2 separate regions of the Homo sapiens genome follow, and region 1 is linked to region 2. The links are chromatin loops, found by intact Hi-C in ENCODE. Cell type or tissue: mesothelial cell of epicardium. All regions are shown on one strand. Links, peaks and the distances in the headings refer to the core of each region. The heading gives the core; the rest is flanking DNA. Region 1 has its middle 8.2 kb from the start of SERTAD1. Region 2 overlaps SAMD4B (sterile alpha motif domain containing 4B).

What was found. Hi-C counts contacts between places; a loop is a spot of excess contacts. Peaks named below come from ENCODE experiments on the same cell type or tissue, not always from the same donor. Only the 100,000 strongest peaks of a DNase experiment are listed, where the experiment ranks them.
Region 1: it touches region 2 in a loop (25-fold over the local background); 4 of 110 quality-filtered maps call a loop at or near these places.

Annotation. Positions count from the first base shown.
Region 1 is chr19:40,430,834-40,437,560 of GRCh38, reverse strand. No RefSeq gene overlaps it. Among named protein-coding and RNA genes, the nearest start is that of SERTAD1, 8.2 kb to the right of the region's middle. RefSeq lists a cis regulatory region at 1,995-2,259, a silencer at 3,338-3,627 and enhancers at 3,738-3,817, 3,493-4,321. In mesothelial cell of epicardium, for the core only: no CTCF peak of the experiment used is centred there; a DNase peak (open chromatin) is centred at 3,570.
Region 2 is chr19:39,351,764-39,358,490 of GRCh38, reverse strand. It overlaps SAMD4B (sterile alpha motif domain containing 4B), which reads right to left. Exons shown (of 14, transcript NM_001384574.2): 2 at 4,425-4,485; 3 at 1,402-1,802. The coding sequence starts at 1,597. Among named protein-coding and RNA genes, the nearest start is that of SAMD4B, 13 kb to the right of the region's middle. In mesothelial cell of epicardium, for the core only: no CTCF peak of the experiment used is centred there; no DNase peak of the experiment used is centred there.

The DNA of each region.
Region 1 (6,727 bases), core at 495-5,494, 1.1 Mb before region 2:
GCTATAATCCCAGCTACTCAGGAGGCTGAGGCAGGAGAATCACTTGAACCCAGGAGGCGGAGGTTGTGGTGAGCTGAGATCGTGCCATTGCACTCCAGCCTGGGCAACAAGAGCGAAACTCCATCTCAAAAAAAAAAAAAATTATTTGTTGTTGAAAAACTTGGCCAGGTGCAGTGGTTCACGCCTGTAATCCCAGCATTTTGGGAGGCTGAGGCAGGAAGATCGCTTGTGTCCAGTTCAAGACCAGCCTGGGCAACACAGGGAGACCCCATCTCTACAAAAAACTAAAATAAAATTAGCTGGGCTGATGGCATGCCCTTGTAGTCCCACCTACTCAGGAGGCTGAGGTGGGAGGATCGCTCGAGCTCAGGAAATGGAGGCTGTGAGCAGAGATAACACCACTGCACTCCAGCACTCCATCTGGAACAGAGCAACAGAGGGAGGTCCTGTCTCAAAAAAAAAAAAAAAAAAAAAAAAAGGCCGGGTGCGGTGGCTCACACCTGTAATTCCAGCACTTTGGGAGGCCGAGGCGGGCAGATCACGAGGTCAGGAGATTGAGACCATCCTGGCTAACACGGTGAAACCCCGTCTCTACTAAAAATACAAAAAAATTAGCCGGGCGAGGTGGCGGGCACCTGTAGTCCCAGCTACTCGGGAGGCTGAGGCAGGAGAATGGCGTGAACCTGGGAGGCGGAGCTTGCAGTGAGCCGAGATTGCACCACTGCACTCCAGCCTGGGTGACAGAGCAAGACTCCGTCTCAAAAAAAAAAAAAAAAAAATGAACTCCAGACCTAGCAATGACTAACTTTCCCTCCCACCTTTCTGAACTCATCTCCCCTACACACCCTCACTCTTATACTCCCACCACACCATTCCCTGCTGTTCCTCATATACACCATATTCCAAACTGAAGGATCTGGAGTAATACCTGCCTCACACTGCAAAGTGTCAGGGAGCCTGAGGCAGGCCAAGGATTCCAATAATGGCTCAGATTTATTGAGTGCCTGCTGTGGACCTGGCACTCTTCAGCAGGAAAATAAATAAAATAGACAATTCCTGCTCTCATGAAATTTAACAGTGGGGGAAGAGTGAAATACACATGAAAAATAATGCCAGGCATGGCAGCACGTGACTATGAGCCCAGTAACTCAGGAGGCTGAGGCAGGAGGATTATTGGAGGCCAAGAATTCAAGACCACTTTGGGCAACATAGCAAGACCACATCTCTAAAACAATTTTAAAAAAAAATTAGCTGGGCACGCTAGTCCCAGCTATTCAGAAGACTCGGGTGGGAGGATCCCTTCTTCAGCCCAGGAGTTGGAGGTTACAGTGAGCTGTGATCACAGCACTGCACTCCAGCCTAAGCGACAGAGTGAGACTCCCACTCCAAATAGATAGATAGATAGATAGATAGATAGATAGATAGATAGATAGTTAGTTAGATAGGGCCGGGCGCTGTGGCTCACACCTGCAATCCCAGCACTTTGGGAGGCCAAGGCGAGTGGACCACCTGAGGTCAGGAGTTCAAGAGCAGACTGGCCAACACAGTGAAACCCCCTCTCTACCAAAAATACAAAAAAATTAGCTGGGCATGGTGGCCGGCGCCTGTAATCCCAGCTACTCCAGAGGCTGAGGCAGGAGAATCGCTTGAACCTGAGAGGTGAAGGTTGCAGTGAACTGAGATCAGGCCACTGCACTCCAGCCTGGGCAACCAGAGTAAAATTATGTCTCAAAAATAATTAAGTAAATAAAAAGAAAAATAAGGCCGGGTGTGGGGGCTCACGCCTGTAATCCCAACACTTTGGGAGGCCAAGGTGGGTGGATAATTTGAGGTCAGGAGTTCGAGACCAGCCTGGCCAACATGGTAAAACCCCATCTCTACTAAAAATACAAAAATTAGCTGGGTATTGTGATGCACACTTGTAGTCCCAGCTACTCAGGAGGCTGAGGCAGGAGAATCACTTGAACCCGGGAGGCGGAGGTTGCAGTGAGCCGAGATCACACCACTGCACTCCAGCCTGGGTGACAGAGCAAGACTCTGTCTCAAAAAAAAAAAAAAAAAAAGAAGTGAAAATGTGTAAGTCAGCCAGGTGGTGATAAATGCTGTGGGGGCAGGGGGGAGCAGAGGAGTGAGGAGGGTGTTGCAATTTACATAGGATGGCCAGATAGGGCGTCTGAGACAAGGTGACATTTGGGTAAAAACCTGAAGAAGGGCCAGGCACGTTGGCTCACCCCTGTAATCCCAGCACTTTGGGAGGCCAAGGCAGTCAGATTGCTTGAGCCCAGGAGCTTGAGACCAGCCTGGGGTAACATGGCAAGGCCCTGAGGTCCTGTCTCTACTCAAAAAAAAAACCAAAAAAACAAAAAAAACAAAAAAACTGGGTGTGGTGGTGCTCACCTGTAGTCCCAGCTACTAGTGAGGCTGAGGTAGAAGGATCGCTTGAGCCCATAATGGGCAGAGGTTGCAGTGAGAGGAAATCCCACTGCTGCACTCCAGCCTGGGCTACAGAGCAAGACCCTGTTTCAAAAACAAAAACAGGTAGGGCGCCCTGGCTCACTCCTACAATCCCAGCACTTTGGGAGGCTGAGGCAGGCGGATTACTTGAGGTCAGGAATTCAATACCAGCCTCGCCAACATAGTGAAACCCCATTTCTACTAAAAATACAAAAATTATCTGGGCAAGGTGGCAGCTGCCTGTAATCCCAGCTACTCCGGAGGCTGAGGCAGGATAATTGCTTGAACCGGAGAGGTGGAGATTGCAGTGAGCTGAGATGGGGCCACTGCACTCCAGCCTGGGCGACAAGAGCGAAACTCCGTCTCAAAAACAAACAGGCCAGGCGCGGTGGATCATGCCTGTAATCCCAGCACTTTGGGAGGCCGAGGCAGGCGGATCACGAGGTTAGGAGTTCGAGACCAGCCTGGCCAACATGGTGAAACCCCGTCTCTACTGAAAATTAGCCGGGTGTGGTGGCGGGCGCCTGTAATCCCAGCTACTCGGGAGGCTGAGGCAGGAGAATTGCTTGAACCCGGGAGGCGAAGGTTGCAGTGAGCCGAGATGGCGCCACTGCACTCCAGCCTGGGCGACAGAGCAAGACTTCGTCTGGAAACAAACAAACAAACTTTTTGTTTAAAAAGTGAGCCACCGTGCCCCGCCCTCCCCCTTTCCCTGCAGCTCTCTGCCTGCCCTGAAGATAACCCTGGGAAGGGGAATCGCACAGTTCCTTAGCACCGCGATGAGGCCAGTAAGAGGAGCACCCTCTTTCCAGATGAAAAAACTGAGGCTCCGAGAGGCCCAGCGCCTTCCTTAACACCGCACTTGTTAAAAAGAACTGGCCACAGAAGTGGAAAGGCTGGCCCTGCAGAAGGAACCGAGTCCCCGAGGGCAGTGTCCACGTTCCCCAACCTGCCCTCCTCCGCGGCGGGGGATGGGCCCGCGGCCCGCCCTGGGCGTGGCGGGAAGGCCCAGTCCCTCCCCGCTGCCCACCCTCCGCCCTGGGCCGGCCGGGGTACCCGGGAGGCGGCCGCGGCCGGGAGCCGGCCTGGCGCCTCCTCCCTCCCCAGAGGCCGGACGGGGCGGGCCGCGCCTCCCGACCCCCCTCCCTGCCTCCCTCCCCAGCAGGCGGAGGCTTCTCTCCAGGCCTGCCGGGCCCGGTGGCTTCGCCGATGGTTTCATTTCCCCAGGCCCGGCCTCTCCTCTTCTCCCTTCCCCCAGCCTTTGAATTCCTGGCTCCGTCTCCATTTTCTGGCCCCAGCTCCAATGTCAACGCCTCGAAGAATCTCTCTCTAGGACCACCCTGGTTACAGGCGATTATCCCGTCTTATTTTGTTTTCTTCAAGTCACTGAACGGAAACGGAAATTATTTTTCTCATCGATTCATCTTCCAGGGTCTTCTCATCCCGCTCGGAGTAAAAAACAAAGGTCCACAGAGTAGGCTAAAAGGCCTCACTTCTCGGACCTCCTTCCCGGCAGCTCCCAGTCCAGCTGCCCTGGCCTTGTCTCCTGACAGGCAGCACTTCAGAGCCTTTGCACTGGCTCTCGCCTCTGCCTGGAATGCTCTTCCTCTAGTTTTCCTACCTCTCTCATTTGTTTTGGTTTGTTTGTTTTTTGAGACAGAGTCGTTCTCTGTCGCCCAGGCTGGAGTACAGTGGGGCGATCATAGCTCACTGCAGCTTCAAACTCCAGGTTCAAGTGATTCTCCTACCTCAGCCTTCCAAGTACCTGGAACTACAGGCACGCCCGGCTAATTTTTTTGTTTGTTTTTGTTTTTGTTTTTTGAGATGGCAGTGGCACCGTCTCGGCTCACCGCAACCTCCGTCTCCCGGGTTCAAGCAATTCTCCTGTCTCAGCCTCCCGAGTAGCTGGGACTACAGGCGCCTGCCATCACGCCGGGCTACTTTCAAAACAAAACAAAACAAAAAAACCACACAAATTATCTAGTACCTTAGGAGCAGGTAATTGCAAAGGAAAAGAAAAAAGCAGACCGGGTGCAGTGGCTCATGCCTGTGATCCCAACACTTTGAGAGGCCCAGGCGGGTGGATCACTTGAGGTCAGGAGTTCGAGACTAGTCTGGCCAACATGATGAAACCCTCGTCTCTATTAAAAAAAAAAAAAATTAGCCGGGCATGGTGGCAGGCGCCTGTAATCCCAGCTACTCGGGAGGCTGAGGTAGGAGAATTGCTTGAATTCAGGAGATTGGAGGTTGCAGTGAGCTGAGAGATGTGCAGCTTTGGGGAGGAGGATGTGTTATGTCTGAAGAGGTGACAATTCAGCAGAGACCTGATGAAACAAAAGAAGTAGACCCGGCGGCCAGGTGGCTCACTCCTGTAATCCCAGCACTTTGGGAATCGGAGGCATGAGGATCACTCGAGCCCAGGAGTTCAAGACCAGCTTGGGCAACATGGGGATACTCTGCTTCTACAAATAAAAAATTAAAAAAAAACTGGCCAGACGTGGTGGCTCATGCCTGTAATCCCAGCACTTTGGGAGGCCGAGGCGGGCGGATCACCTGAGGTCAGGAGTTCGAGACCAGCCTGATCAACATGGCGAAACCCCATCTCTACTAAAAATGCAAATTAAATTGATTTAATTTGCTGTCTTTTTTTCAATTTTTGTTGTTGTTGTTGTTTAGATTGTTTTCTTTTCTTTTTTCGGACAGAGTCTTGCTCTGTCACCCAGGCTGGAGCGCAGTGGCACGATCTCGGCTCACTGCAATCTCTGCCTCCCGGGTTCAAACAATTCTCTTGCCTCAACCTCCCAAGTAGCTGGGAGTACAGGTACTTGCCACCACACCCGGCTAACTTTTGTATCTTTAGTAGAGATGGGGTTTCACCATGTTGGTCAGGCTGGTCTCGAACTTCTGACCTCAAGTGATCGGCCTGCCTCGACCTCCCAAAGTGCTGGGATTACAGGCGTGAGCCACGGCGCCCGGCCAAGGTAATTTGTTTATTGTTCATCTGCTCCCATAAGAGATTTTCATCTATAATTTCACTGCCCTTTCTTCAGTGCCTATAACAGTGTCTGGCACACAAAAGGGGCTCAAGACATAAATGTTTGCAAATCAATGAATGCATTCGTTTTCATATATATTTTCTCTCTTCACCTCCTACCCTGTTCCATGAGAGGGGAGACTCTGTGAAATTTACCCAGTGCTGTATCCTCACCATCTACAACAGTGGCCACCACATAGTAGGTGCTTAATAAATATATATTAATCAGATGATTCCTCTGAGCTCTTGTTCTTGTTTTTTGTTTTTTGTTTTTTGTTTTTTTTTTTTTTACAGAGTCTTGCTCTGTCGCCCAGGATGGAGTACAGCGCAGCAGCAGCCTGATCCTGGCTCACTGCAACCTCTGTCTCCCAGGTTCAAGCGATCCTCCCACCTCAGCCTCTGAAGCAGCTGAAACTACAAGCATGAAGGAAAATTTCCTTTTCCTTCAGTGTATGACCTGGAGTAAGCCACTGGGAGACTCCAGGTCCAGGCGTCCCTTTTGCCAGCCATAAAAATGGATTCTGGAGGGCAGAAAATGTGAATTTGCCTAGTGGGGGCCTGGTTCTAATTAGCATCTTACCTTAATTTTATTATTAAAAATTCAAGCACATAGAAAAGATGGGGAAAAAAAGTATTCTGAGCATCTGAATACTATCTCACCTAGATTTATTTGATAGTTGTTGGACAGGGAACAACTATAATCCCAGTACTTTGTGAGGCCAAGGCAAGAGGGTCACTTGAGTCCAGGAGTTCAAGATCAGCCTGGGCAACATGGTAAGATCTCATCACTACAAAAAAATTTAAGAGCCAGGCGTGGACCGGGCATGGTGGCTTATGCCTGTAATCCCAGCACTTTGGGAGGCCGAGGCAGGCGGATCACCTGAGGTCAGAAGTTCAAGACCAGCCTGACCAACAGGGAGAAACCCCGTCTCTACTAAAAATACAAAATTGGTCAGGCGTGGTGGTGCATGCCTGTAATCGCAGCTACTCGGGAGGCTGAGGCAGGACAATTTCTTGAACCCAGGAGACAGAGGCTGTGGTGAGCCAAAACTGTGCCATTGCACTCCAGCCTGGGCAACAAGAGCGAAACTCCGTCTCAAAAAAAAAAAAAAAAATACTCGTCCCATAAACTGGCAATGAGACTTAACCTTCTTCAAGTAGCTCATTTGTTAATTCCTGAGCTGTGGGAAGAGCTTTTAGTTTTGAATAAAGCTCCTGGCCAAAGTAAGTTCTCAAAAA
Region 2 (6,727 bases), core at 684-5,683:
ATCATGAGGTCAGGAGTTTGAGACCAGACTCACCAACATGGTGAAGCCCCGTCTCTACTAAACATACAAAAATTAGCCAGGCGTGGTGGCGCGCAGGAAAGTGAGGCACAGAGAGGTTAAGTTACTTGGTTATATGGCAAGTAACAGAACTGGGATTTAAACTTAGACAGTCTGACTTGAGAGCCACGTAAGAACACTGCTTTTTTTGTTTGTTTGTTTGAGATAGAGTTTCGCTCTCATAGCCCAGGCTGGAGTGCAATGGCACGATTTTGGCTCACTGCAACCTCCGCCTCCCGGGTTCAAGCGATTCTCTTGCCTCAGCCTCCCGAGTAGCTGGGATTACAGGCACCTGCCACCATGCCCAGCTAATTTTTGTACTTTTAATAGACACGGGGTTTTGCCACGTTAGCCAGGCTGGTCTCGAACTCCCGACCTCAGGTGATCTGCCTGCCTCAGCCTCCTAAAGTGCTGGGATTACAGGCGTGAGCCACTGCATCTGGCCAAGAACACTGCTTTTAAAGTTAATATACAAGTAAAGACAGTACTTGGCTTGCTGTAAAGGCTCAATATGAACTATTATTCTGAAGAAGAAGGTGCAAAGAGTTAGGGTGACTAATTTGGACAAACTGCATGGAGCCCCTTGATGCCCTTCCCAGCTAGCTTTCGGGTATCCACTACCCTCCCTCTTCTTTGGCCTCCATCTCTCCCATCTGTCACTGGGGCCAACAGCTCTCCATCCAGCCCTGTGGAGGCCCAGACAGCTAGAGTAGCTTCAGCAGTAGCCCCTGATTCTAGCCTGACTCCTGTCTACAACTGGGGCCTAAGGGACAGGTCTTAAGAGAAGCCTGGCTCACCCATCCCAATGCCAATCTCACAGGACACAGAGTGCCTAATAAGTACTTAGGGAACTGACAGGATGAACTGTATCTAAATTCAAAACTTTCTGGAAGCTGCTTATGCTTTAAGTCCAACCTACCTTTGAGGGTAAAGAATAGTATAGGATGACATGAATTTTGGAAGAGTTCTCAAATTCCCTCCTAGCCCTGATATCCTGAAGCTTAAGAAATTAATTACTGCTCACCTTCTATACGCCTTTCATAATGACTTTAGTCTGTTCCTTTCAGCAGCCCACATAAGCCACTCTACATGATCTTCCTGTTATGGGGAGTTTCCAGTTTGCATTGCCTTCTCCCATAAGTCCACCATACCATGCCTGAGGATTTATGGCAACACAGTCCCAGAAGACCCATGATGACAACTTAGAAGGTAAGGAACTCCCCACCCACCAAGCCTAGAACCCACGTTTTTTAGTCCCATTGTTGGGTTGACCTTCTTAGCCATGTGACATCTGTTCCAGGTCTCCCTCCTGCTGTGCTCCCATCTCTAAGGGTGGAAACTCACCAGCACTGTTGGCCTCCGACTCCAGCAGGTGGATGTCATTGCAGTCCGCCAGTGAGTGCTCCAGGCAGAGCTGCAGGAAGCGGGCCTGGGTACGGGTGACCCGTTTCAGAAGTGACAGGAGGGCCACTGTCTGCTCACACTCATTCCAGCCTTTGAACCAGCCAGCGAGGATGCCCACCTGGTCTCGGAACATCATGGTGCCGGGCCTGGGGCCAGGGTCGGGGGACGGCGGTGGCGAGGGCCAGCGCCGTCACATGGTCCCGGCTCTGGCCTCCTGTTACCTTTCCCCTGAGGGCCAGGGCTTAAGGACGTTTCTGGGCGTGGTGGCAACGGTTGTTGGGGGAGGAGGAAGCCTGCTCACATGGGGGGAGGTCTTGGTCCAGCCACGCCTCTCCAGTTTCCTGAAAAAGGAAGCAAAGGGGTCAAACAGAAAGAAGGGGCTGAAACTTGCCTGGTGAGTGTGGGTTGAGGGGGCATGAAGGCCTCATGCCTTTCTCTTTCAGGGTACTTGCTCTGCTGAGCTCCTGGAAGAAACATGAAGCCAACACCAGATATTAAAGCTACTTTCACCCAAATCTTCAGATCCAGAGAAAAGGCGTGACTGGGACTTAGATGCCTATCCCAGAGACCAAGGAGATGTTGGCCCTCACACCTGGCTGTCATAGTGTCAAAGGAAGCGGATTTAACACAGAAAATATATTGGAAAAATTTTTCAGAAGTGGGAAATAGTAGGCTGCAAATTATGAGAAAAGATATGAATTGATGGCGATCTGGCCCAAGGTGACATGACTAAGCACAGCACATCTCTGACCTTGCTGGTTTCTGGCCACCTTCTCTGAGAGCTGGGCAGTGTGACTCCTAACCTACTGATAGGACTCCAAGGGCTCTTTAAATTACTTCAAGCTAGACCCACAATGCTGGGTAGAGGATGGATGGTCGGGTAGTGACCCTGGTGGAGATCTCAGGTATGCAGCCAGCCATCTGATTAGTAACTGGCTGGGTATCTATCAGGTGTGGGCATGGACAAAGGGCTTTTCAAAGATCACCAACAGGCTGAGGGAATCTCACCCTCTCTAACCCAGCTTCCCTGACTCTGGAAAAGGCACAACTCTGATTTATCAGATTTTACCCATCTCTATTCTGAGGTGAATCGCTCCCTGCCCTCTTAATTCCCCTGAAGACTCCAAACCTAAACTCTCTGGTTGGGAAGTCCCCGACTTCCAGAGATGCCAGCTTGTCTCAGGCTCCTCCTGGAAGCAAAGAAAATGCCAACCTGAGGGGAAGGGGACAGATCAAAAGTCAAAAACTCACAAGCTACAAAGTGTCCAAATTCCCCTCTTAGGCAGGAACTAAAGAAAAGTTATTTCAACTGGGCAAACAACAGACCTATTTTTCAGGTGGTTGGTTTCTGGACACCACTCCGAAGGCTTTTTCTAAGTGTCTCGAGCTCCAGATCTCCACTCAACATTTCTTCCATCTGTCTCTCTTGCAACCAGTGCCCTTGGCTCTATCCTCAAACCACATTCAGCTCCATCCCCCTCTGGCTGCCAAAGGACTAAGGTTCCCCGGACTGAGAACTTCATACAAAGACCCATTGAACCTACTGGGCTCAGGTCTAAGGGAGCTACTCACATCTCTCTGAACTTCCGTGCGCTTGCTGAGGAGGGCTGTGGGGTGCATTAGGCAACAGCTGTGACTTGCCTCACAGATCCCCTGTGGGACCCCTAAACAGACTGAACTGGCCTGGTTGCCAATCCCTTTGGATGTAAGAAGCAGGAAAGGTATGAGGGAAAATGAAACCTTGCTCCAAGTTAAACAAGCGTCCAGCAATTTTTTTTAAAGGGGAAATCAGATGTCACCTCCCTGGCCTAAAATTCTCCAATGACTTCCCATTGCACTTAAATAAAATCTAAATAAGGTCAAGCATGGTGGCTCTCACCTGTAATCCCAGCACTTTGGGAGGCTAAGGCAGGTGGATCACTTGAGGTCAGGAGTTCAAGATCAGACTGGCCAAAGTGGCGAAATCCCGTCTCTACTAAAAATACAAAAATTAGCCGGGCGTGCTACTGCACGCCTGTAATCCCAGTGACTTGGGGGGCTGAGGGACGATAATCGCTTGAAGCTGGGAGGCGGAGGTTGCAGTGAGCTGAGATCATGCCACTGCACTCCAGCCTGGGTGACAGGGAAACTCTGCCTCAGAAAAAAAGAAAAAAAAATTTTAAACAAATTCCAAACATCTTATCTTGAACTACCGAGCCCTATAGGACTCCTGTGGCCACTCCAACCTCATCTTGTACCAAATTATTTCTTATTCAGTGGAACTGTCTTCCCCTAGAAGCTGGCTCCTGTCATTCAGGTCTCAGCTCATTGTCATTTCTTCAGAGAGAGCTTCCCTGACCATCCAATCTCAGGAGTTACTCCTCCAATTATATTAACACTATTTCATTCCTATATAATTTGGCACTCTCAGGTATCATCTTATTTGTTTCTCTCTACTGACCAAAACGCAAGCCATACAGTCAGCCAGTGCCTACAACAGTGCCTGGCACGTAGAAGGTGCTCAATATATATTTATTGAATAAATAAATAGCTATAGAAGGTGAATGTGGAAGCCACACTTGGGATTTCTATAGCCCTAGGGGGGAAGAAGATAGAAGGAACAGCTCATAGGATGGTAAAGGGATTTGAAAACCTTGTTTTAAGAAAAAAAAATTGAAGGCACTGAGATTTTCCTCTGGGGAAGAGAAGACTCAAGGGGAATGGCATAACTGACTTTGAATATCTGAAGAGGTAGCACGCAGAAAAGAAATTATATTTGTTCTTTTACTCTAGAGGAGAAAAGCAGGGTAGATGACTCCAAGGGAGTGACAACATGGGATAGAGGAAATGCTGAAAGTCAAGAAAATTCAGTTCTAGTCCTGCCCAAGCCACTGATTCACTTTGATCACGGAGCTAGTCTGTTCTCTTCTCTAGAATGTAGGATAAGGAGCGGGACTGGGTGAGACATGACAAATAGGTTTTACCTCACAGGCTAACTCCAATCGATTGGTAGTGGCTGCCTGGAGCACTGCGATGAGAAGAATCCTGAAGAAATGAATGGGAATATCCATTAATGGGGAATGATTAATAAACTGGGGCAGATCCCACATTGTATGATATAACGTATCTATTAAAAACATGCCTAATCTGGCCAGGTGTGGTGGCTCACTCCTATAATTCTAGCACTTTGGGAGGCTGAGGCAGGCAGATCACTTGAGGTCAGGAGTTTGAGACCAGCCTGGCCAACATGGCGAAACTCCATCTCTACTAAAAATATAAAAATTAGCCGGGTGTGGTGGCGGGCGCCTGTAGTCCGAGCTACTTGGGAAGCTGAGGCAGGAGAAACGCTTGAACCCGGGAGGTGGAGGCTGCAGTGAGCCGAGATTATGCCACTGCACTCCAGCCTGGGTGACAGAGCGGGATTCCATCTCAAAAAGAAAACAAGAAAACAAAAAAACAAAGCTATATACAATGTTTGATCTGTAACTACTTGGAGGGGTGTCCATAAGCTACACAGTAATATGTACAATATAATGCCATTTTTTAAATTAAAAAAAAGCCACATACAAAACCCCTTATATATCTTATATATGAATATTTATGTCTATATGTGTATAAATGTATAGAAGAATACACCCTCGGCTGCTAACACTATCTTGGAGAAACAGGGGGATTATTAACACTATCTTTATATAACTTTGTACTACTTCACTAGTTGCAAGTGAATACATATTACTTTTGTAATTTTTAAAAAAGAATTTAATTAAAAACAATTTTAAGGCAGCATACTTCCTGACTCAGTGAGAAAGAGTGCTGTGATTAATTATCAATGTTTGCCCTGGATGCAGGGTGGATGAGTGGTAGCTCACGCGCCTAAAAAAATCGGTTTTCCTTCCCAGCTCCAGCATTTTGTGGCTTTCAGTCCCAAAGAGGCAGCAGCTGCTTCAACATAAGGAAGAATTTTAAAATAACGCATCTGTCCAAGAATGGAACTGGCTGCCATGTGAGGAGGTAATAAGCTCCCTGGCTGCTGGAAGTGGTCAAGCGGAGGCTGGATGAACATCCCTCGGGAGTGGGAGGGATTCCTTCACTGGGTGGCAACTCATAAGATAGAAGGACATGTTACTATTTCAGAGGGAACATTTGTGACAGGAGGTTTGATATACCAACAGCATTTACAGCAAAAAAACGACCAAATCCACAAACAGACCAAAGTTGTGCACACTCTTTCCCATAAATTCTTTTACTGGGTTGTTACTTTTCCTAAGCAACAGCACTGTTCCCCCCCTCCACCCACCCAATAAGCTGCTGACTAAACATTAATCCAGCTTTTCCCCCCAGGCCAAACGATAGAAGCAAAGCTTTCGGACATAATAGGGTCTCAAACATGATGCTTACAAGGCCAGGCTTTGAACAAAGCAGGCCAACTGGGACTATGGTGAGTTGGAAAGTCCACACCCGGTCAAAAGGGAGAAGTCACTATCCACCTCTTATCAACTGCTACCATGAAGGAATGTGGGTCCAGTATTGTTACGTCTTAGGTTTTTTTTTTTTTTTTTTTCCCCTAAAGAGGAGCCAGATATCTGAATTTTAAAGTAAAATCCCCCCCTATTTTCAAATGTGGGAAACGAATCACATTGAAACAATAGTGAACAACTACACAGAAGAAGACATACCTGTGGTCCTTGGAACAGAAGAGCACAAACTAGAAAAAGACCAGAAGTCTGCTAACTATCCCTCCCTTGGGCCTCTCTGGTTTATACCTTCAAGCCACCCCACTGCTCAGGGAACATGACTGGTGGAGAAGATCTAGTGATGGAGGATGATTCTGACAGTCTTCAGTAAATACTGGAGGCTTTAGTGAAACAGTTACTTTTAAGATTTCACTGTTAAAAAAAAATCATCCCTGAAGGTAGGGTTCCTATGTCTTCTGGATGAGAGAAGGATGCTTTGTGTTCGGTCTAGATGTTAACTGGAGAGGACTGGATGGCCCTCTTCCATTAAAGGGCCAGAGGCCGCCTGCTACTTTCTATCCCATGTGCTTGGCTGAAGTGACAGAGGGAGACCTGGGTGAGGCATCTCACTGTGGCAGCATCTTACTGTATCCATTTCCATCTTCTAGTATCAACACCCTGGGTTCCCCTTGGAGAAGGAACTGTCTTTCTTGGCTCCAGAAGTGGACATGGGGTAAAGCCTGGCCAAGGATAGTCCTCTCTGGATTTTTGCTGGAACTACTAAGGAAAATAAGTTCTTGGTTAGGGTTGCTCAGATTACACATCGTCTCATG